Regions from separate parts of the Mus musculus genome. Here all the other regions are linked to region 2. The links are chromatin loops, found by intact Hi-C in ENCODE. Cell type or tissue: gastrocnemius. All regions are shown on one strand.

Region 1 (8,000 bases), 120 kb before region 2:
TAGTGCCATATTAATAATGTTCTAATATTTCAAGGGACAACAGAAAAAAGCAGTGGGGTCATAGCAAACTAACTGACAGGGCAGTAAAGTAAGCCATTGTCCCTGCAGGATGTCCGGGACTCACTCATTCTTCCAAAAGGATTTATAGGGTTTACTAGACACCAGCTATTTGCCGCTTGCTCTAGGCACTAAGGATATGAACATGAATGGTAGTCACTTCCCACAAGGAGCTCACAGTCCACTGGGGGTTCTTGTGAGATCCCAGATATCTAGACTCCTGAGAGACTCACACAGACAGAAGGATGGATTAAAGGGGCTCAGTGTTTGCTGTCTGTGTCGATGACGACAATACTGGCTGCTGTAGTCTACCTGGAAAGTGATCTCATGACTCAGGAATACGGGAAGGTTCTCTTATCATATAGCATCCAAGAGCTGTACTATTCTTTCTAGCAGCAGTTCAAAGACAGCAGGCTTTCTCTCTCGTGACTCTTCCATCCTTCAAATGTGCAACCTACAGAGCCATTTCTAGCTGTTACCAAACTGCTGGCAAGTGAGAGAGAATGTGGCGTATTGGGGTTATGATTTTGGGCTGAACCGAGAAGTGGTTCTCATGTCCTCTGCTCATATTTATCTGCTGTAATTCGGTCATGTGTCCACACCCAGCAAAGAGGAAAATTAGAACACAGCCTTGGTTTTGGGAGTCACTCAGTGGTTGAATGTGCACTTAACGCTCTGAGATTGATCCCGAGCAACAACAGCAGCAGCGCCAACACACAGGGCAAGGTAAGGGGCACAAAATACTCCCCAGAAAAAGAGAAAGCAGGTTTTGATGCCTGAATGACAAATCCTTTACAGTAGCCAATTCTGAGATTCCCTGACTATGGTGACATAATGAACATAAGATTAAGGGGAAGGGCTGGGTTCTCCTTTTTTTTTTTTTTTTTTTTTTTTTTGATTTGTTCATTTTCTTTATATTATCTTTAGGTAATTTTCTTGGTTGACTAAAGCATGTCTTATGTCTTATGTCTTTGTGGTATACACCATGTTTTGGTATATGTATACATTGTAGAATGGCTAAATCAGGTTACTTAACATATATATCCCCTCACGTAATTATATTTTTTCAGTGATGGGACAAGATTTTATAATGTCCTTATCAAGGGCAATGTCATCATGACCTGTGTTTACCCTGTATCTTTCCATAGGCGGTCTTCTTCTCAAGATATATTCAGGGACGTTTTGTTTTACTTTGATTTATGGCAGTGTGGATTGAATATAGGGTCTATATCAGGCTCCTGTCAGCAAGCACTTGTTGGCATCCACAATAGAACTGAAGGAGCTTGCAGCCCCATAGGAGGAAAAACAATATGAACTAACCAGTACCCCCAGAGCTCCCAGGGACTAAACTACCAACCAGACCCATGGTTCCAGCCTCATATGTAGCAGAGGATGGCCTTGTTGGGCATCACTGGGAGGAGAGGCCCTTCGTCCTGAGAAGGCTCGGTGCCCCAGTGTAGAATGCCAGGACAGGGAAGCAGGAGTGGGTGGGTTGGTGAGCAGGGGGAGGGGGGATTGGAGAGGGGGTTTTCGGAGGGGAAACCAGGAAAGAGGATAACATTTAAAATGTAAATAAAGAAAATACCTAATTTAAAGAAAAAGAAAATAGGGTCTAGCACATACTAAAAAAATATTCTACCATGGAGCATCATTCTCAACCCTCAAGATGTATTAGCAGGTTGGAAAAAGTGAGGTGGGAAATCAAACAGACTTCATGTATGAACAGGGAAGTGCTGTCTGTTTGTGTTTGTTTGCATATAGGAAACACGGGAATGATATGCGAGAAACCATGGAGACCAGGGTGAGGGCAGAGGGAGAGTTAGAGCATCCCTGAGAGTGGAGCCTCGTGTATTCATTTAAATATCTTCTCCTTATCTATTTATAAAAATGCATAATTAAAAATGCCTCATTCTGTTGCAGAGGAGTGTTCCACTGACTGACCTCTTTTTGTTTTCAAATGAAGAGGAGCCAAGAATAGGACAGCTTGGGAAGGTGAGCTGCGTATAGCTCGTCAGGCTGAGGTAAAAATCATGTTGAATGTGGAGCCGTTCTTGTTTTAACAAGTCTGTACTTGGCTGATTAGGGCTTTCAATAGAATGCAAAGGACGTGAGAGCAACGACGAGCTGGCTTTATGTGGGATCGTCTAAAAAGTTTCTGAGAGCTTTTCTGTTAATCATCTTTGTTGATTTTCATAATGGTCTTGTCTTACTTAGCTTTCCTCCACTGTAACAAAATACCTAAGATAATTAACTTATCAAGAGAGAAGGTTTATCTTGGCTTTCTGTCATAGAAGTTCCACTTGGCCTCAGTCTTTGAGCCTGTGCTTAGACGGCACTCTGTGGTAGCAGTGAGAGACTGAGGAAAACTTCCCCCTCATGTCTAAGAAGCAAAGAGAGAGGGGGGTGAAAGTCCCATACTCCCTTCTGAGGGCAGTCCCTCAGTGATCCCACAATGTCCCACTACCACCTTATTCTAGCACGACCTTGGAACCAATTTTTTTTAATTTAACTTTTTATTGATTCTTTGTGAATCACATCATGCACATTAGTCCCACTATTCTCCCCGTTCCCTGTATTTCCTCTCTGCCCTTGCAGCCCCCATAAAATATACATAGATAGAGAAATAAATAAATAAATAAATAAATAAATAAATAAAATCTCTTTGTCTAAGTTTTAATATGTCACAGTGTGTCACACTGTATACCCTATGTCCACACTTCTTTTCTTGTAAATGTTCATTGCAATGAGTCATTTGTCTGGTTCCAGGACTCTGGCTTCTGCTACCCTACCAATACTGGATCCTCATGGGACTCCTTTTGGGTATCCTGTTGTTGCCCTGTGTCATGGAGATCTTGCAGCTTTGGATCTGCAGGATTGACCTTGGGACCAATCTTAACATTTAGATATTTGGAAGCCAGTCAGTATATGAACTGGAGCAATCCCTAATAATTATTAAAACTAAAATTAATCTTTTGTTTGGAAAGATATTTTCAAGGGCATGGTATAAACTTGTCTATAAGTCCATGCTAGACATATTAGCCAGTCCAGTCCCTTTCATTTCTGGGTAGTCTCATCACTAGAAGAACAGTGTGGCAAAGCTTAGTGCATCACAGCATTTCCTCATATATTTTCCCATTAAATCTTTCCATCGGCCATGCATGTTAATCAGGGTTGGTATTACCTCAGATTTAGAGATGAAAGACAATGGTGACCACTAGAAACAAAGTAAGACCCATGAAAAACCAGGGATGTAGGACTTTTAATATAGAAAGCATTCCTACCTATCACTAGTTGAAACACAGATATTGGTCAAGGATATAATTTTAAAATATATATATACAAAAAGACTGTAGTGGCAATCCAATAAATTTTTAGAAACAATTTTTTTTTTAACTTTTCCGTGTTTTGAGACAGGATTTCTTTATGTTGCCTTGGCTGTCCTGGAACTCACTTTGTTGACCAGGCTGGCCTCAAACTCAGAAATCCGCCTGCCTCTAATATAAGTATTCTTCTCAGTCCAGAAAAAGATGGGTCAGATGACACAGTAAGAAAATGGGATGCCAAACTACTGATTTTTTTTTAAGAGCTGGGGGGAGAGAAAGCTTAGTCTGTAAAGGAGGTCCTGTCTAAACTTGATGCTTATTTATAGTTTAACTCCCATGTGGAAAATCCAGGTACGAAGGTGTGTACTTGTAAACCTAGTGACAGAGAAGCAGAGACTTGAGACATCTGGGCCTTGCTGGCCTAACTGTCAAGTCCCAGAACACAGTGAGAGACCCTGTCTCAAAACTCAAGGTAGAACAACTGAAGAATAGCACCTGAGACTGTCCTCTGGCTTCCACAAGGACACACATGTACAAATACAGACGCATGTACACATGCACACACCTACACATAAACACAAAATTATGTTCAGGAACTATGCAAAGAAGAAAAAAAGCATAAGCTAGTAAAATATGCAGAAATGTGTGTATGTGCTTTAAAACCAGTGAACTCTGAAAGACTGTTAATAAGCAGAGCTGCCAAAAGTGATTTAAGTTTGGGAAGCTAAGTTGGTTCCTTCAAAGCTTTAAGCCTAAGCTGTTCCCTGTCTTGCCAATCTATTCAACTGGGTCACTTCGTTCAAAGGAGACCAGTTAATACGGACTGAAAATTGGAGAAGGCAGCCGTTGGTGAGCTTTGCCAAATGCCTTCCGCTTTAGCGGTTCACAGGAGACCTGGAAGGCTGTTTGCATCTAAGTGGCCTTGACTCTACAGAACCATCCCATTCAGCAAAGGTTTCAAGTGTCTTCGAACACGCCTGGCTTCTAAATGCTTGTATGGAATTCAGCCCTTACCTGAATTTGCATTTGGAGTCTATGTATTCCGTGTTGTCACTCATCTCCTAAGGAGGCATTCAAATGAGTTTCCCTTTTTAAGATTTTTTTTTCTCTTTTTTTTCCCAGATGACTGTTTACTGCACAGGCCCACCAGCATATCCAAAATGTCTTCAGTCTCTCTGTCTTTCAGGATGAGCCCAATACTCCCTGGTAGAGCCTAGCATGGCAGAGGCCTTGGGTTTGATCTCCAGTGTAGACGAATGAACCATTTCTTCTTACCCACGTGCAGCTCTGACGACTTTTCTCTTTATTTTCATCAGAATAAGCCTGCTATGATCAGCACACTCAACACTCTCCAGCACTTCCATAATTATCAGACAGATGGGGTTATAATGTTATAAAACAGCCAGCATTAAATACAGGCAACATGATGGTGACAGAAAAGTAGTTAGCCAAGGCTGAAATTAACAACAGCCAACCAACACTGTTGCTGTCTGTTGGGGCCAGGGATGCTGAAATTCTATGGCTTTTTTTTTTTTCTTTTTTTGAAAGGTGACAGGTTGCCAAGCTGCCAAGAACTCCTGCCTCTGCTCATACTGCTCTGCTGAAGTACATTTGCGACATCAACCATCAAATTACATATAAATATGTAATCAACTAAAGTTATTTATAGCTAGCTCAGTGGGTTTACGTTGACGGAATGGGCTGAGGCTGCCGGTTTGATCCTTTGCCACTTATTTGACACATGAAGAAAATTCATCACCTAGTAGTCTGTCCCTACACTCGACCAGGTCACAAAGCTGTGATCTTCCAGAGACCTGGTTCTACTGTGTAGGTGGACAGTCATATCATTTCAGGTACAACCTCATATGGCAATGTAAGTACTAACCTTCAAAACAATAATCAGCCTTGGAATCTTCCATCTCAAAACCTCAATTAGCCATTCACAAAGGAGAAGATGCCTTAGTCATATGTTTAGAACCATTTTCAATATATTTATAAGCACAGGTTGGATCACAGTGTTCTCAAATGTAAAACACTTCTTTAAAAAAAAAAATCAAAAGAGCTTCCCCCCCCCCTGCCCCGCCCCGCCCCATAATGTACTAGAAACCTAGAGGGTGGGTCCTGGTTCTGCTCACTGCCTGGGACCTGATGACAATCCCTGCTGAGTTTGTGCCCTGAGATTTGCCTGCAAGCAGTTCACTGTTCCTGGAGGATACTACACGGCTCTCAGAGCACAGAAGGCTATAGATTCACAACCCAACTTCTGGGGGTAAGAAGAAGATGGAGAAGGAGAAGAAGAAGGAAGAGGAGGAAGATGGGAAAGGAGGAGGACAAGGGGGAGGAGGAGGAGGAGGAAGATGATGAAAAGGAGAAGGATGGGGAGGAAAAGAAGGAGGGGAGAAGGGGGAAGAGGAAGAGAGGGAGAAGGAAGAGGAGGAGAAGGAGGAGGAGGAGGAGGAGGAGGAGGAGGAGGAGGAGAAGGAGAAGAAGAAGAAGAAGAAGAAGAAGAAGAAGAAGAAGAAGAAGAAGAAGAAGAAGAAGAAGAAGAAGAAGAAGCAGCCCTATCTCCCTCTGTTTGAGGCTCTGCTACCCCTCCAAACCCAAACCATCATGTATGTCCCTGGCCTCCTAGATCTGGCTTGCAGGGCTCCTTTGAGGTCTACTCCCCACTGCTTCTCTCTCCCAGTCGAGCCTTGTTCGCCCTGTTCCTCTGAGTCAGCCCGTGAGTCATCTCACTCATTAGCCGAACGAATGCCTCTCTAGCCCCTGAATCTCTTTTGTTTCCTTGCATCTAACTGGTTTTCTGGCAGCCCCCAAATCCAGAAACAACCTTGAAGCTGGAGGGTGGCTTGCTACCAAGATGGTCTGCTCAGTGGAGAGGCTGGGAGAGGGCAAGTTGAATTAAGATGGAGGTGCTGGTGTGTACACTGTGGCCTCGGGGTGGGGGTGGAGGCAACTTCAGTGCCCAGAATCCATGCCTCTGTCCATTCATAGGACGGCACAAGATTACTAGATCTTGGTGTCCCCCACCCCTGCTCCCCACTTCTTTCTTTTTTAAACAGACTCTCATTATGCAGCCCTGGCTTGTCCAGGACTTGCTGTGTAGATCAGGCTGGCCTCAAACTCACAAAGATTTGCCTGCCTCTGTCTCCCAAGTACTGGTTTGAAGGGAGAGCAAACCACACCCAGCTACCCTTTTCCTTCTCTTTCTTGTCTTTTTGTCCTCTCCTCCCAACCCTCACCCCTCTCTCACACACACACCTTTGGATGATACCAGGAGAAAGCTTATGGACTGTACTAGTGATAGACAGGCAAAGAGCAGTAAGTATTCTTAGACCACATGTTGTTTTTTCTCCAGTTCCTGCAGGCGTATCTTTCCGTCACAGTTCTCTTGATGTTACATCCCACGACGCTTCCCCTCCTGAAGAGGTGGATGGGAAAGGATGTGTGAGAGATGGGGGGTCATCCTAGTTGAGGCCTCCTGGGTCTATCCAGATGCCCAGTGAAAGGATGCTAATAAGAACTCTAAATTCACTTGTTGGAGCAGCGGCACCATGGCACCTTTATTAATTCATTAATCTTAAAGCCCTTTGTAAAGTGGAGAACATTCGACTTGGCTGAGTGTGACACTTTTCATTAAATCCAGCAATTTAGTTTCGAAGGGCTCCTTGGAGACCACCTGCGCATTCCATCCCGGCGGCAATGGCAGAGCACCTGTGTAGAGTGAGCCTGGCAGAGGCTGCCCTAGGACTGCACTGTAAAGCCTGTGCGTGCAATCACTGTAAGATCTGTGCATGCAGTCACCCGGGGAGCTAGCTGAGATGCCGGCTCCAGTTCAAGAGGCCAGATGGAAGGCAGTCTAATGCTCATCTGTAAGTTCCCTGGAGGTCCCGCTACCCCAGGGGCCACACATGGAATATACCAAGACTCCAGCGGCTCTGCAGAAAGCAGAGCAAAGCTTGCTCGTTCCTTGAGAAACAACCTGCAGGTTAGGGACACTGCCCTCCACATTCCTCCTCCTCCTCAGATGACGACATTTGTCTACCAGGCCCAGACAATGCTGGACTGTTCCTTCTGAGGCTGCCAGCTCTTTTCTGTCTCCACTCTCAGTCGGGGGTGTTAACATTGAGAGATTTAGGTTTGGGATTAGTGCAGGAAAAAAAATGGTTCCATAGATTTTCAGCCTTGACTGTGAGGTCTCATTTAGCTCACGTTACCCGGAAGCTTAGAACACATACGTAGGCAGAACTTGAACAACAATAAACCATTTCTTTGATTGTTACAGGGAGTTCTTTGCTTATTATTTGGAAAGTCAATCTTTTGCTTATTCTTTCTACTGGATTTTTTTGCCTTTTAATTATTAACATATTTAATTATTAACTTAAGATAGCCCTTTGTTACAATAATCAGGAGAAAAATTCCGCCCCTATATATATATTTTTTTACTTTATTAATCTCAGAGTTTAGAAACTTAGCTTGTAGGCAGACATTAACTTTCAGGTTGATTTATTCAAGCATGGTGACACACACACACACACACACACACACACACACACACACATAGCTGCTGTGCTCAGGAAGCTGAGTCAAGAGAGTGATGTGTCACCTGAGGCTACCCAT
Region 2 (8,000 bases):
GGACCTTTTGAGAATAAAAGGGACAAATGATGAACTTATACACAGATAATAATAAGGTTGACATTATAATTCTAATTAAATTATGTGCAGTATAGTTGCATCTTAGAGGCACTTGAGTACTTGAATGCCTGAGTGATTGCTTTCATGCTTTCTTCTGGGAGGCGGAGATCCTTAGGGCCTTTATGTCTAATAGAGACTGGTTTGTTTGTTTTGATTTTCAAACTCAGAATCTGATTCAGAGTTGAGTCTTCTTCATTAACCCCTTATTTTTGTATGGTGGGATTCTTGTCACTGTATTGTATATTGTGTTGACTTGTCAGATAGAAGCAATGTTTTATTGCATAAGTTTACATTAAAGAAATCAGGAGGTATTCACTTGGTTCTTGTGGTCTTCATATGTTTCCAAGACTTTATCTTCCCTTGTGAGAAACCTTTTATAGCTTTAATCATTAATAAACATTGAAATTTCCTCTTGAAGTATGTTGTGTGAACATACTTATATTTTTATAGTCCTATGTAAGGTGATTTTATTTAGACACATATTTGCAAACAGATTAAATACGTAAAACACTTAATACTAAAAGTTAATTTCTTAGTATTTTTTTTTAATTTATTTTTGAGAGAAAACAGACTGGCTGGAGGAGAGAAGAGGGCAAGGCCTTAGTGATAATGAACGGCCTAGCTGTGACAAAGGAGAAAGAATTGTTGAGTACAGAGTAGATGAAAGATTTTGGCTTTGTTCTGGTTTCTGTATACAATCATATGTTTCATAGTGACATTTTGGTCAATAATGATGATCCCAGGAGCTTTTAATTGAGCTGAAAAATTCTTATCTAGTTTAAGTACTGAGCCTTTTCTGTAATTATGTATTTTGAAAAATGTAGACATTGTAGTTGCCTAAAGTTAATACTTAGTGTAGTAACGTGTTTTGCCATATGGCTAGGTATAAAATAGGCAATCCATGTAGATTTGTGTAAATATACAGATGTATACACAAAAACAGAATTCACCTAATAGTGCATTTCTCATAAAGTATTCCTTATCATTAAGTAGCTTAAAACTGTATAAAAGTTGACGTTTCAGTTATTTTATAGTGTTTCTGTGTAGTTAGTACAGAGTTAGATAATGTCAATTTACATACAAAAAACAGGGAAGTCTATTTGCCAAACTACTTTATTTCAACTAATGGGAGATTTATTTATAAAACTTTAGGCCTTCCATATATCAGATGTGATATTAGCATCCTGTAACCTTAGAGCCAAGAATGTAACTCCGTGGGTGAATCCTTGCTTATTATTTGTGGGGACCTGTGTTTGATCTTAAGCACATGTGCAGACACACTGTATCCTAGAATCCTGTAACTGTTTGAATATTTGAAACAAAAGTATTTTTTCTTTATGAATTCTTTTTACTTATTTGTAATATTTTGAAGGAGTCAATGTGGAATGCTTGTTACTGCCCTTTAGAGTGGGGTTACTCCTCTAGAATTCAAGGTTTTATTATTTCTTTATAGAAAATATATTTTCTTCTTCAGGCGATGGAGAAGATAACAGACCAGGAATGAGAGGGGGCCATCAAATGGTCATTGACGTCCAGACAGGTGAGTCCCGTTAGCAGCAGTCCGTCGTCATCCTAAAGCTGCGTGCTGTATGTATCAGTGCCTACATTTAAGATCGTTTATAAGAGTGGACACTTCTCTTTCCATTATGACAAGGTTAGATAGTAGTCACTAAACTGAGTAGCAAAGACAAGAAGCACTAAAACTTGACAGTGAGCGAGGAGGCTGCTGTGCTGATGAAGTTAGATACCCTAAGAGAAACTTGGCCTTTCAGTAGTTATAGTGTATAAACCTTTACTCTGTATAATGCCAGTAGTTGCTCAAACAGCATTTTACTTTTTTCTAAGAGTATTTATACCATTTTATTACTTTGTTGTGCTGCCTTAGTACTTGAGTAAAAATATTGTAGATTCATATTATTTTGTGAATAGTTAGAAAAATGCAGTTTGGAAACTAAGTCTGACTATTTTCAAAAACTATTAGTAATAAGACTGAACACTTTACACTTTGTTAAATATATAGTAACTTTAGAATTCGAGAGTACTGTTAGAGTCTTTGGAAAACTTTTCTTTCATCTTGCTTCCTAATCCGTGCCCCTTCTTGCAAATACTCGCCTGACCTACAGAAGTAGGCTTGAATAGCACGGGGCCTCTTAAGCGCTCGTTTCCCTGTATCAGGTTTGTTTATTAAAGAGGCAAATTGTATATAGACTGTTTTCTTGTTATTAACACATTAAGAGAAATTGTGTGGAGAAACCCCTTAAATTTCCTCAGCAAAATGCACTTTGTTCCAGTTTGTCAACCTTGACACTTAAAGCTGACCTTCAGCAGGCAGAAGCTCCAGAGTGCTTACTCCCCTGCTGTCTGTGGGAAAGAGACCATACGTGACAGGGAATGTGCACATATGAGAAAAAGATCATTTAAAAATAGGTTATGGAATTTGAAGGTGGAAAAGAAAGATTGAACTGATAGCAAATGTCAGGTCAGAACTTAGTTTTACAATGTCACTGAAGATTACATTTAGCAGAGGTTCTTCTTGGGAAGCTCAGAAGGTGAAGGTGTGGACATCTTTCCTACCGTAATCTGTTTTATGCACTAGAGACAGAATTGTAGCAGTTTCTAAGTGGGTTTCTCTAGTCTCAAGAGTTTATATGAGTTAATTGAGGTGTGAGCAGGGCTGGATGGAGTGCAGCATGGTGCTGTCTCATGCCTGTACTAGGCGTGTCAGTTAGGAGTAGGTCAGATACAGAATACAGTAGAAGTCACGCTCCTTTTCCAGCAAGGCTTAAAAGGGAAAAAACAAAATAGCCACAAATAGCAGTGAGTCATGTATGGAAATAAATTAAAAGCCAAGTACAGCTAGGCATAATGGTGTATGCCTGTAAAATAAGTACGTTTTATTTTGGCTTATTTGATGTGGTTGTATGCCAAAGCAGTTGTTCCTTCCCAGTGTTTCATGTACCTTGTTTTCTTAAACATTCAGGTTAATAGTTTCTAAGTTTCAGTGTTTTTTTCCAGTCAGTAGTTTGAATAGAAGCTTGCTTAATGCCAGATCCGAGGGTAAAGTAACCATAGAAGTTTATACTTAAATTTTAATATTTAATTGCCAAAACTTATTCCATCATGAACCATATTGTACTTTCCGTAGTAGCAGATAAATGTGATGCTGTGTCTTACTGTATCTATCGGTATGTTAATTTTATTAACTATAGTCTCAGAAACTGATACCTGTTTACTTAATATTCTTTAATTGTGAGTTGGGTTTCAACTGTGATTTAGGTAAAACAGGTTGTGTGAAAAGACGTGTTTTGTTTTTGTTTTTGTTTTTTAAGCATAGAATGTCTTATTTTAGGTTATTTATTCTTCCCGTGTAATTATTGCTGAATTTTAGGAACTTAAAGTATAAATCCCATGGCTGCCCTCTGAGTAGGTTATAAGACTCAGGTAACATATACCATTCTTTGATACCTGCAAAGAAGCTGGTGGAGTTGTCGCAGAGGCTCTCCATAACTTTCTGAACCCTGGACTACCTCTGTAGCAACCATATTAAAGTGCTTCAAAAAAAAAAATCTCAGTTCCCCTTAAGCTTTTTAATGACGTGAATAAAGTAGAGTTTGGGTTGTTAACTGCAATCAGACATTCATTCATGTGGCTACAATTCTGCCTTTTGTGCTATGTATGATTTGTGTTTGAGTGTGAGTGTGAGTGTCACAATGTGTATATGGAGGCCAGAGGACAACTTTGTGTAGTCAGGTTAACTCAGGGCATCAGACTTTATCCACTGAGCCACTTCACTGGCTCCTGCCTTCTTGTTGATACTTGATTTTGTGTCTGACTTTTTGGCTGTATCTGTTAGGACATAGTTGATACAGTCTATAGTTTCAAAATGGGCAAACTTGTTTAATTGTAGTGTGCCATCTTGTGGAGGTTTATGCAATCAGCAGCCTGATTTACTAAGTATAGTGGTAGATACTGCAGTTGAGTACTTGAAGCAAAAGCCTGTTTTACTATACAAAAATGTATACAAATGGTGTACAAAGGCCAAATTCTTTACTTGTTTTAACATACCTCCCTTATTTTTAATTCATGTTCAATGTGTAAATTATAGCACTGTAGATCCATGGTTTATTTGGTTCTAGTACTAAATGTTATATCCTTTGTACCCAAGAATTATAGTTTAATTGTAACATTTGTGAAATAGTAATTTGTGGATTGATTGGTGATTGCCTGAAATGGTCTCTTAAAGGAAATTGGCTTGAAATTTTGAAAATAGGCTACTATTAATCATATTGCCACCGATCTCTCTCATTCCCTATGTCTTTCTTTTCAGTCAGTTCTGCAGCAAGTTCAGATCCTAACCAACCCCTCTTCTTAAGGTTTTCTATAGTTCCTTCAGTGTTTGTGGGATTAAGTTTAAGCCCTGATCTAGTCACTGCCTGTCTTTTTAAACTTCCTGTCTGGCCACTACCTTTGTGTCCTTATTTTTTATACATTTTCTTTTATTTACTTATTTATCATATAGTTTAACTTCTTTGAATGCAATGTATAGGTCTTCACTGTGTCTTTATGAAAGGTAACCATATTTAGAAATTAGGAAACTAGTGGTTCAAGGACGTTTGAGGTCACACAGCTGTAGAGAGTGGAGATTGAAGCCTGACTTTGGAGTTTATGCCTTTAAAACACTGCTGTCACGCTGTCTCCATATCATTGTTACTCATTTTACTTTGCTTGAACAGCTTTTCTGTGCCTCGTTTACTGTGCCAGAACACAAAGCTACTCTTCCCCCAAGTCTGTGCTGTGTCCCTCAGCCAGGTACTCTTCTGTCCTAGATTGCCTGTTGTGCTTTTGCCTTCATATGGGACTTGGTCTCCTCTGCCCTGTGGTCACTTACATACCCTGTATAGTCACATCCAGATTGTAAGTTTTTCAAGGCTAAGGAACTATTCCAACTTTGTTTTCAGTGGTTTGTAAGTTCAAATCAGTGCTTTAATCTTTTCAAATAGATATTGTTGGAGTGCTAAGAGAAATTGATAGCCAGGATAGCCTATATTCCTTTAAGGGGAATACTGAACAGAAGATGGTTGCTGCTTGAGGAAGATTGTGTTCCTCAGGATATCCACGCATGTCGTTACAGGACTTGTATGTGTGGGCATGGACTTCCAGTAGGCCGGATTCCCTGCTAAGATTGATGCTTTTCCTTTCTTTTCTACACCGTACTTCTTTCCATAGTTCTCCTTAGATAGCTTCATAGTTTAAACCTTTTTATCTTTTATATATTAGTAACACTTTTTGGTATTTGTTTCTGGGTGATTTATCTTTGTGAAACTTAAGTGATTAGGTGATGTAATTAAAATTTTTTGTTATACCTCTTTTATTTGGGTATATCAAAAAATAAGTTTTTACAGAATTCATTTCGCTGTACTATTGCTTCAGTTGGGCCACAAAGCTTCCATGGACAGGAATGACATCTTGGCTTGATTCTGTTGGGATGTTTGCCCTGTGCCAGATTTTATTTTGCTCAGCTATCAATGAGGCTGTTGTGGAAATGTGGGCTTTCTTTGCTGTGAGAGTTTATGCGTACAAAGAGACCTGCTTTTCAGAAAGAACATTGAGAACTCAGAGCCTAAGAGGAAGGGTTATTAAAGTTAATGAACCAGGGTAACCTTATCCAGAGGGTGCCCAGAAGTACTATAAAACAAAAGGTCAATTGCTACTGCTATTTTAGTTATATGGTCCTCCTTCTACAAGCTTCAGAAATTAACAGGGTTAATTGCTGTTATAGTGAGGTCTTGGCATATAATCTTAAGCCAGATGAAAATTCTTTGATTTCTTCTTCCTGTAAAATTATGTGTCTGGACATTACTGTATGTCATTTAGGAAACAATGCTATTTAACTAATGATAATAGATTGTTTTATAGTTACGAAATAAGACAGATTTTTAGTAGTTTAAAATAATTGTTTTATAGTTTTATAGTGCCAAAGGGATTCCAGGTATTGGTTAGCTTGGATTCCAGTTCAGTAATACAGTTGTTACTGTGTCTGGGATTCTTAGAAGCTGAAAGGTAACTGGAGGTTTGTTTTTGTTAATTTTTCCTTTTTAAAAATAGAAATGTTCATTTTTGACAACTTTCAGAATGTTTTTATATAACTTAGATCTGGGGGATTCCCAACAGAGTTTTGTAATAAGATTAACAATCTCCTGCCATTGGTACCAGATACCTCCGAAAAATAGCTTAGGGGGGAAGAAAGTATTTATTTTGGTTCACAGTTTTAGAGGTTTTAGTCCATCATGGTGGCCATGAAGCAGAGGGAGGGAGGGAAGGAAGGAAGGAAGGAAGGAAGGAAGGAAGGAAGGAAGGAAGGAAGGAAGGAAGGGAGGAAGGAAGGAAGGAGGCAACATAGACAGGAAACTAAGAGAAGATACAACCCTTAAGAACACTGCTCCAGGGACCTACTTCTAGCTATACCCACCTCCTACAGTTCCTAGAACCTACTGAATTTGTGCTTCTTAGCCATGACCAAGCCTTTAGGAGTCAGCCTGTAAGGGCTAGAAGTTCAAATCCAAAATCTCTGCTAAGACTCAAGCTTTTAAAGATAGGTAGGTCTCTATAAAATAAGTTAGGTAAACTTCAAACATAAAATGACAAGAGTAAATATTTTCATTTCCAAAATGGAGGAACGGACTTACAGAAATGAAGTTTATAGCCTGTCTCCAGTCTCCAGGGTATGTGAGAGCCCAGTTCTAAGAGGGTTGTCTTCTCACCATTTGATGGTTAAAACTCACAGGGCCTCTCTTTAAGGCTAGCTTTTCTCATTGCCTGCAGCAGTCCTCAGTATAATCTCATGTTCCTGAAACATCTTAACTTCCTGGTGTTCATTTGTATCTTTGGCTTCGTCCCCACAGCTTCATGCATTTCCCTTGCAGGAACTCTATGTACACATTGTCTCACCTCTAAGCCTTTCTTTGAAATCTGAGTAGAAACCTTCATGATTTTGACTCTAGCATTCTATATGTCTGCAAAACCAGCATTAGGTAAACTACACCAAAGTCTGCTGACAGTGTAAGAGGGCTCAGGGTGCCTGGGTAGATCGGCATGGTGAAATCATCTTTGGGAAATAACTTCCTTTGGTGTGAGGTCATAGTGCCCTAGAGGCTCTGATTTCTCAATGAAAAGTCTTCTAATGTGTTTACTCTTTGCAGTGGATGGGCATCTGGCCAATTCCCAACATGTTCCTGTGGCATCTTTCCTATTGTCTCAACCTGGCTTCTTTTGAAATGGCACCAAGCTCTTCAGAAACCATGTCTTCATGTTTCAAACTTGTGTAGTTTTTCTAAACAAACAAAGGTTTTCAAATCTGTCTACACAGTCACATGGTCTTCTGAGCTCCATTGGGATTCCAGCTAAGCTCTCCCTCTGCCATCCTAGTTGTTCTCTAGGCTGTTGCCCTAAACATTTCTAAGCTCTTTCTACAAACCAAGTTCAAGGAACCACATGGCCTTGTTAGTGGCAACAACAGGCCTACTTCTCTGGAATCAGGTTTCTTCATTAGTCAAGGCCTTTTGTCACTGTGACAATACACCTGACAAATTTTAGGGGAGTTTTGTTCAGTGTAGGAAAGGGTTGGCAGAACTACTCACACAGTGGAGGCCAGGAAAGAGGACAGGCTGCCAGGGCAGCATAGTATCTAAAAGGTTACTCTTAGTAACCGACCTCTTACAACTAAGGCCTCCTCCTGAGAGTTCCACCAACTAGGACCAACTTCAAGAAAAGCCTTTGGAAGACATTTCAGTTTTGATCCAGTTAGCACTAGAACTCAACCTTCCTCCAGTGGACTGTTCTTACTCTGAGAGCAGGTGAAGCATTTATGGACATTTTACTTAGAAAAGTTGCTTAAAATTTGAAATAATATGAGAACATGACAAAATCTTAGATGACAGCCC
Region 3 (8,000 bases), 54 kb before region 2:
GAACATGGTAGCTTTATGAAGTGCAGCCTTGTCTGGCTCTGCTGCTCACCCTGGTCTCCCTAGCATCCGGGAATGCCTGGGGCATCAGAGCTTTCCTTGATAAGTCTTCCTCTGGGGGGGGGGGGAGGGAGAGAGAGAGAGAGAAACCTGAAAACCCCTAAGATAGCGACCCTCTGGGAGAAGTACTCACACGGGCCTCTGGGGGACAAGAAGACTGGCTCACTGGGGCTGTGTGCTGCCATCACACTGTTGATCCTCCGGCTCCATGATGGTTTTATAGACCCCCTCTGTGAAGTACAATGGTACAGGGTGACTGTCTGGCTGCTGTCTGTTCCCAGGCCTCTCATGTGCATCTCTGGATACAATCCCATCACCCACAGTCATGCTCCAAGGCGGAGGAGGGTAAAGATGGACCCCTAGAAGTCTGATTTGTCAGGGATCTCCTGAGGAGTCTGCAGGTTCCTGAGTCTCCAATTTTATTTTAACATTTCTACAAATTTTGGGCTGAGTATCAACACACCTGTTTGTATTTCTGTTAACACAGGAGCACCTATTTGTGTCACAAGAAAACCGTGCTCTCCTTATGGTGAGTGGCCTCACACTGTGCTCATGTCTTAGGGACATTTACAGTGTGTGACACTCAGTTTTCCTATGTAGTACCCCAGCCTCTATCTGAAACTCAGCACAATTTATTTCTTCCTCAGTGAGCACTCACTGAGCATCTACTATGTACTAGGCTACACTCCATTGAGACTACAAACCATAGATATGACTGGGAACCGGATATGCGTGGCTCCTACCACAATGGGAGTTATCTTTTCAGGACAGAGAAACACAAAAGAACTAGAAACACAGTGTGGTGATTGTTAAACTAAGGGAGGGGAGTCCGGGGGTTAAGGGAAATGAAGAAAGTGTCAAGTGACCATAACGTAGGTGATGGGGTAAGATCTCCTGAGATAAAATGATCTGAAAAACAAGCAGGGTAGAATGTGGGGTGGGAGGTGTTCCAGGCTAGGAAGAGACCATGTCTTGAGGGCAGAGAGGATATGCACCACGGAAGTAGCAATTTGGAATGCGTGGTTAGTGTCATGGAATAGAGTGCTGGTGCGGAAGGGTGTGTGTGTGTTCGCGCACGCATGTGTAGGGAAGCAGGAAAAGGAGAGAGGCTGAACACTCATTGAAGAGCTCACTGGTAAGCCATTGATAATGGAAGGGAAGAGAAAGCCACAGAGGAGCTGAGCATGGTGACCCCCGTCCTCAAGAGAAGCAGAGGTAAGAAGTACTCTGCAAATTCGAGGCCAGTTAGGTTTACGAAGTAAGATTCTGTCTTGAAAACAACAACCATGACAGCTCTCCCCTCTCAAACAAACAAACAACTGCAGGAAAGTCTAACACTTGAGAAGAGTTGGTTTAAAGCTGCATGGCGGGTGAGGTGAGGAGAAGCACCGAGTAAAGCTGGGAGCTGGAGAGTGGCCTCCCCAGGGAAGGAGGAGGTCATGCCAATGGTCATGCCAATGTCCAGTGCCAAACAGTCACACCTGAAAACGTAACTCAGGTAACATTATACGGACTCAACCGGTTATACTGGAGAATAAATATTTATATACAAGTACATATATGCAATAACAATTAATGAAAAAGGGGCCATAAATTTGAATAGTAGGGACAGCTATATAGAAGGTTTGGAGGAAGGAAAGGGATGGGAGAAATACTGTAATTGAATTACAATCTCAATAAGAAGAATTGGTTTATATCTGTTTTTCACATTATATAGTTGATCAGGAACTATACAATTCTCTGCCTGGAAGAAAAACAACAACAACAATAACAACAACAACAACAATGACTTACTAAGATCCAAAAAGAAGAGGAATTAGCAAATTGTGGGTCCTCTAACTGGAGTGAATCCCCATCTTATCTTCTCCCTTTTAGAAGACAATCTTTCCCTCCAAGATAATTTCTCTGTAACTAACTTCCTCCATGGTAGGCAGTTATCTAACTGAAGTCAGTGGGGTTAGAGCATTACCTCAGGGGTCATTACCTCAGGGGTCATTACCTCAGGGGTCAATACCTCAGGGGTCATTACCTCAGGGCTCATACTCATTCCCAACAAAGTCTTAAACACTGAGTATACTTGTGGTCTAGCTGACATTGCTAGTGGTATCATAGTAGAGGCTACTGCTAAAATTTCACCAATGGAAACGAAGCCAATAAAGAATTGGAGAGATTTGATGGGCCGGTTAACGATCATAATCAAAAAGAGTAAAACTATTGGATCATTTATTGAGATACTCTTTGCTTGAGTTTTTAATATCCTCTGGTTGACACAATGATGCAATCCAAACTTCCAGGAGTCCAACCTCTTAGGCAGGGAGTGACACGATTTTGGGTGATGCCGCTAGGTAAGCAAGGGCATATTTATAACCCTGACAAACAGGTACTAGACAGGAGCATTATCTAACTTTGCCACCTATTTAGGCCAGATGTTCCTTTTGTGATAAAAAGCTGGAATGATGCCTGCTGTCAGGCTTCATGAACAGTATGTATGTTGGAGGTGGGTGGGGTGTACTCATTATTCCTTCTGAAGAAGACGCGATCTTTTCTCAAACATCTCTCTCTTTCCAAACATTTGGGCTAAATTTATGTTAAAATTCAAAGCAAGCAGATTTAATGCCGGAGACAAATGATGGCACACAACTTTCCAACTCTGAGCATCTTCCTGGTATGTGGGCGAATGTCATTTCTGGGTACAACGATGCCATCAGAATATTAGTAAGAGAGGCCGACAAGAAATGTTTACAGACTGATAGCAGAACACACTAGCTGTTCCTTTATCTTGCCTCCACCTGACCCTTGAACACGGTGACAAGGACATTTTTACCCCAGGTCAACTGCAGAGACAAAGGCCATACGTTATTATTGCACTTCAATTCTCCTCACCTCTGTTTCCGGAGAGGATTTATAAACAGGCTAGAGCAGTGGTTTCCAAAGTAGGAAAGATGGAAAGATATTCCCTTCCCAAGCTCATCGAATTTTCCCTTCCTATTCTAGGAGACGTTTCTTTCTTTTTTTTTTTTTTTTCAAAATGTCCTTGGCTTTGTCTTTACCTGAGCTTGTATGAAAAGTCCTCTGTGCCACTCCTCTGCCAGCCTCACAGGAAAGGAAAGCCTCCCTGGGAGGGTCAGCTAGGAAAGGACAGCGTGGGAAACCCGAGGAAGCGGCCTCCAAGCAGCCAGTGCCGGCCCTGCGCGGTCGGGTTCCCGGCGCGGCCCCTTTAAGAGCAGGCCCCGTCCCCGCCCTCCTCCTGGCGGGGCTGGCGCTCGGTGGTGGCCGCTACGGTGCTGACAAGATGGCGGCTGGCGGGGCTGTTGCTGTGGCGCCGGAGTGCCGGCTTCTGCCCTACGCGCTGCATAAGTGGAGCTCCTTCTCCTCCACCTACCTTCCCGAGTAAGTGCGGGGCCCCGCGCTCGAGCTGTCGGAGCCGCTCGGTGAGAGCGCGGCCCGCCAGAGCGTGCGGTGTGGGGAGCGGAGCCGAGAGAGGCCCAGGCGGGGCCTGTGACGGGGAACGCGCGGCCTCCGGAGCTTCTCAGTGCGGCGGCCGAGTGCTCCGGCCTGGCGGGCCGAGGCCGGGCTGAGGGCCCGGGAGCGAGCTCCGGGTGGCGGCGGCGAGGCGGGCTTGCGCAGCGGGAGGTGAGGCGGAGCGGAGCGGGGCTCCGGGCCCGGGCCGCGGGCGAGCCTCCCCCGCCGTCGGAGGTGGTCAGGGCGACGACGGGGGCCCGGTCCTTCCCGGACGGCTCGGACAGCGCCGGAGTTCCTGAGCCCGCAGTAAAAGTGCTTAGCTCTGCACGAGTGGCGAGAGAAGTTGGGGAGTCCATCCGCACCCTGGCGAGAACTTGGAGGACTGGCAGAGGGGTGTCTTGGCTTTTTTTGGACGGGGGGGGGGGCTGGAAGTTCTGAAAAAGATAGGGAAGGAGGGCAGGTCTGGGGGCGTGCGGCTTGCCCGAGGGCACCACCAAGTCAGCAGAAATGGCCTTAGGAACACAACGAGGAACGGGTGCAGTTTTCCGTTGCTATTCGAATAAAATTGCTACATCTCCGGAGTGTCCTGAACAGGGAGTGTGTTCCATTCGTATTTTTAAAATTCCTCCCGTTTGTTCAGATTGGATTTCTCGAGTCCAGTCGGTCAGGACTCTGGAAGTTGAAGCTGCGGGTGAAGAGTCAGCCTCCGCGGACTGCCCACCTGCCCTCCTCCTAGTCACCAGGTCAAGGGTTGGCACTGAAGCCTTGTAGCTCCCGCCCAATGAAGGCTGACCTGTGGTCTGATCTGGCCGGTTGTGGCCTGTTGATAGCTGGTACATGGCCACATCTCTGATTGATATTGGAACCCAGCTTTTAATTTGAGGGTGAGCTGGATAAGCACCGACCTTCATTTGAAGTGGACTTGTGGCTGTTCATTCTGTAAACCTCTGTTTTTTTGTTTTTTGTTTTTGTTTTTTTTTGGTAGTTTTTTCTTTTGGAGGTGTGTGTGTGGTTGTTTGTTTTGGAGGCCTTTTTAAGGTTGTTTGTTTTGACTGACTCCTTTGAATCTGAAGATAACATTTTTTTTTGTGTCTAGGTTAGAGAGTTGGTGGTGTGTCACTAACTACCTCGAATGACTTTTTCCACCCCCAGGTCTTTGGTTAGATAACTTACACTTTAGGTTGTCTGCCATCGCTTTACCTTCTGGTGTAGGCATGAGACTGGGATAGCCCAAATCCCAGTTGCATTACCTGTTGTATGGGCATGTTAAGGAGAGAGGCATTTCTAAAAGGAGTCTTGATCTGGTGGGATAGTGGTTTTAGTCAGCCTCCAGTTTGGAGTGGGGACAGCACCTGCTGTTCCAGTTGGACTGCAGCTGGAAGAAGCCATTGCTATAGCTTCCTTAAGGCCACAGAGAAAACAGTTTATTTGCACTTAGTACTTGCACTTAGTGTATCTTGTTTAACCACAAAGACATTTCAAACATATAGTATAGTTTTAATTTTAAAGCCCTTTAGAGTTAAGCAGTCCGGAGTGAAGGAGTGCAGATGAGCATTAGGAAGCTTGGGTTTGAGAACTTTGTTAGGCAGGCTGGTGTGTGTCTGCCTTAGTTGTAAAATTCTTGGTTCTGAACTTAGGTTAGCAAGTATACGTCTTTGTATGACAGGAAGTTTAAGAAAGAGATTGGTTTCCCCGCCCCCTAAAATGACCTCTAATGGGGTGAAACAGTGGAAGGTATTATGAAATGTCTCAAGCAGGTGTGATTTTTTTTTAAGGTCTAGCCAGCTATTTGTTGAAATTGTTCAGCAAAGAACAAATATTTATTGATAGAAATCTAGGCATTTTGGGGTGATGGTAATAATTACAAAAAATGGCAATTACTTATGCCTTTCACATGCTAATCTTTATGAATACTTCAAGTGTTTTAGCTCATTTAAACCTTAACAGTCTTCTAAAGAATCCCAAAAAACTGGGCATGGTGTTGGGCCTGGATGGAGATGCCTGTAATGCAAGCCCTTAGGAAGCAGAAGCAGGAGAATGACAAGTGTAAGGCATCCTGGGCGACATAGTAAAGTAAGGCCAGCCTGGGCTGTGAGATCTGTGTTGTCACCTGTGACCTCAGATCTCCATTTTCCAGATGAGCAAACAGGGATGAGAGGTTCAAATTTGCCTCTGGTCATCCACCTAGGTGAGGACAGAGCTGAATCCAGAGGACCTGCTCCACAGTTCTCCACCCAGTGTGCTTTCTTGACTGCTTTTGTCTGAGGGTTTGTAGAGATTAGAGGGGATTCTGTTAAAGGCGCTTGTGTTAAGTTGTTTATAGACACATACCGGCTGGAGAGAGTTTGTGAACAAGCTTGAGGACCTGAGTTCAAATGCTAACATAGACAGTCTTCAGTCTTGTATGGTGCACTTGTGACCCCATTGCTCTTGGTGGGGTAGAGACGGGAGGATCCCTGGGGCTAACTGGGTACCAGCTTCTAGGTTCAGCGAGAAAAGGAACAAGGCAGAGAGTGATAGAGTAGGCTACCCTGGGTCCTCCTCTGGCCTCTCGGGTGCACAAACACAGTTATCTCTGTACACATAGGTGCATATATACTACATATGGCTAGAACCCTCCCTCCCACCCCCATGAAGTCATGAAAAGGATTTCAATCTCAGATTTCTTTCTAGGACTTCTATTTTTTTTCTAATGCAAAAAAAACTATTTGGACCTTAAAATGTTAAAACAGGTCTAGTTAAAGATCACACTTTTTTTTTTAAGTTTAATGCTAACACATTGGCCTTTTATTTTTCAGTGTGTTTAAATGGATCTTCCTTTATTTTACTTTTTCTTCTGAAATGTATTCCTAATTTTGGAATTAAGAGAGGTACATGTAAGTGACACATGATATGATAACATACTACATGTAAAACCATTTTATAAATCATTGATCTGTATTCTTGACTGTTTATTGTTGTAGGTTATAGCGATGCTGGTGATAGTTTGTTGGGTGTTTGGTGTTCCTGAGCTGCTTTGTTCATATAGTGTTTTTATTCTTAAGCTCAGTGTGCAGTGAGCTTCCTATGTTCTGCAGCTGAGGAAGCTGAGGTCAATATGTATGGACTTGCCCACAGCATACAGCTTTCCAGGGGCCTCTTACACGTTCTTATTTTAAAACAACTCCACCAATAACAAGCAATTATTAAGTGTCTTCTGTTCTCAGATTGTTCTGTGCAATTAGATATGTTTAGTATTCGCCCCAACTCCAGTATGAGTGTGATATTATATTTTACAGCTAGGGAATGGAAGATTTAGAGAGGTTAACTAGTTTAGGTCTGGGGTCTAAGAGCATTGGAGAGAGGACTCTGGTCCCGGGCTTTCTGACTTCCCTTCACAAGCTCCGTGAGCTGCTTCACTGTGTGATATGGCTGCTCTGTGCTTACAGACAGGATTTGCTTGGGTCACTTCTCCAGCTCTGCACTCTGTAGCACACAGCTTGGCTTCTAGGCTCATCTACCTCCGCTCCATTGCTCTTGTTGATCTTGGTGGACATCCCATGGTACTGGCATCTCCAAAACTGCTGGGGTCTTGCTGCAACTAGACTACACTTTAACAACTAGCCTCTCATAGGCTCTCTTCATGGTGCCAAGCCTCAGCTGCTCTCATGACCCCTTCATGTCTTCAATCTAGGGTCTAGGGTGACTCTTACACAGTCTGGCCACCAACATGAGATTCTTCCTTGGCTGTCTCTGGAACACAGCTTCTTTGTTCTCTCAGAAATTACTTCCCAGAAGATTTCACTCACTGATGCTGGTCTTTTCTTAATCACCGCTAATTTCTTAGCTCCAGCTAACCAGCATCACTTGTCCCTGTGTGTGCTAGGCAAGTCCTCTTTCATTGAGCTACATCCCTGGTTTTATTGGTTGTTAATATTTTCTTTCTTTCTCTCTCTCTCTCTCTCTTTTATAACAGAGAGGTGTACCTCGGTAATTCTGTGGTTATGAATCTGAATTTTTCCTTTTAGTTCTTTAAGAACTGTATGTTTTGAAGTCATTACTAGATGTATACAGACTTACAGCTTTATCATTCTAGTAAATTGGGCCTTTGAAAGTTATAATATGTCCCTTTTTATCTCTAATAATAACATGTGCTTCTTGCCTTTACCATCTACTTGGTGTAGTTCTGTCTTCCTTACTTGAGCTACTTTTTGTTGGTTGTAGCCTTTGCTTAGTTTTTCCTTGCTGGTGCTGGTGATTGGAACCCAAGACCTTATGCATGTTAGACAGTACTTGTCTAGCCCTCTTACTGTGCATGTTTTGTGATGGCATATTTGAGATCTGTTTCTTTTTCACAACATATGGATTTGTTAAAATTAAGTTCCTTTATTCATTTAGAGAGAGAGGGTGAATGAGAGAGGGAGGAAGGGAGAAGGAGATGTTTGGAGGTTAGAGGACAGATTTCAGGAGTTGGTTCATTTCATCCACTGTATAGATTCCGG

The links. A loop is a pair of places that touch in the nucleus more often than their neighbours do. Peaks named below come from ENCODE experiments on the same cell type or tissue, not always from the same donor. Only the 100,000 strongest peaks of a DNase experiment are listed, where the experiment ranks them.
Region 1: it touches region 2 in a loop (2.2-fold over the local background); 4 of 42 quality-filtered maps call a loop at or near these places.
Region 3: it touches region 2 in a loop (2.7-fold over the local background); 7 of 42 quality-filtered maps call a loop at or near these places.

What each region holds. Positions count from the first base shown.
Region 1 is chr6:31,326,312-31,334,311 of GRCm38, forward strand. It overlaps 2210408F21Rik (RIKEN cDNA 2210408F21 gene), which reads left to right. Exons shown (of 6, transcript NR_040262.1): 3 at 2,021-2,049. Among named protein-coding and RNA genes, the nearest start is that of Mkln1os, 68 kb to the right of the region's middle. In gastrocnemius, no CTCF peak of the experiment used is centred here; DNase peaks (open chromatin) are centred at 4,241 and 7,246; H3K27ac peaks cover 1,100 bases.
Region 2 is chr6:31,449,985-31,457,984 of GRCm38, forward strand. Mkln1 (muskelin 1, intracellular mediator containing kelch motifs) reads left to right here. Exons shown (of 18, transcript NM_013791.2): 8 at 1,535-1,600. Among named protein-coding and RNA genes, the nearest start is that of Mkln1, 55 kb to the left of the region's middle. In gastrocnemius, a CTCF peak has its summit at 3,990 (motif pointing left); a DNase peak (open chromatin) is centred at 3,950; H3K27ac peaks cover 4,973 bases.
Region 3 is chr6:31,395,508-31,403,507 of GRCm38, forward strand. Mkln1 (muskelin 1, intracellular mediator containing kelch motifs) reads left to right here and starts at 3,321. Exons shown (of 18, transcript NM_013791.2): 1 at 3,321-3,447. The coding sequence starts at 3,350. It overlaps Mkln1os (muskelin 1, intracellular mediator containing kelch motifs, opposite strand), which reads right to left and starts at 3,266. Exons shown (of 3, transcript NR_040300.1): 1 at 3,108-3,266; 2 at 191-287. In gastrocnemius, no CTCF peak of the experiment used is centred here; DNase peaks (open chromatin) are centred at 3,301 and 4,231; H3K4me3 peaks cover 3,196 bases; H3K27ac peaks cover 3,175 bases.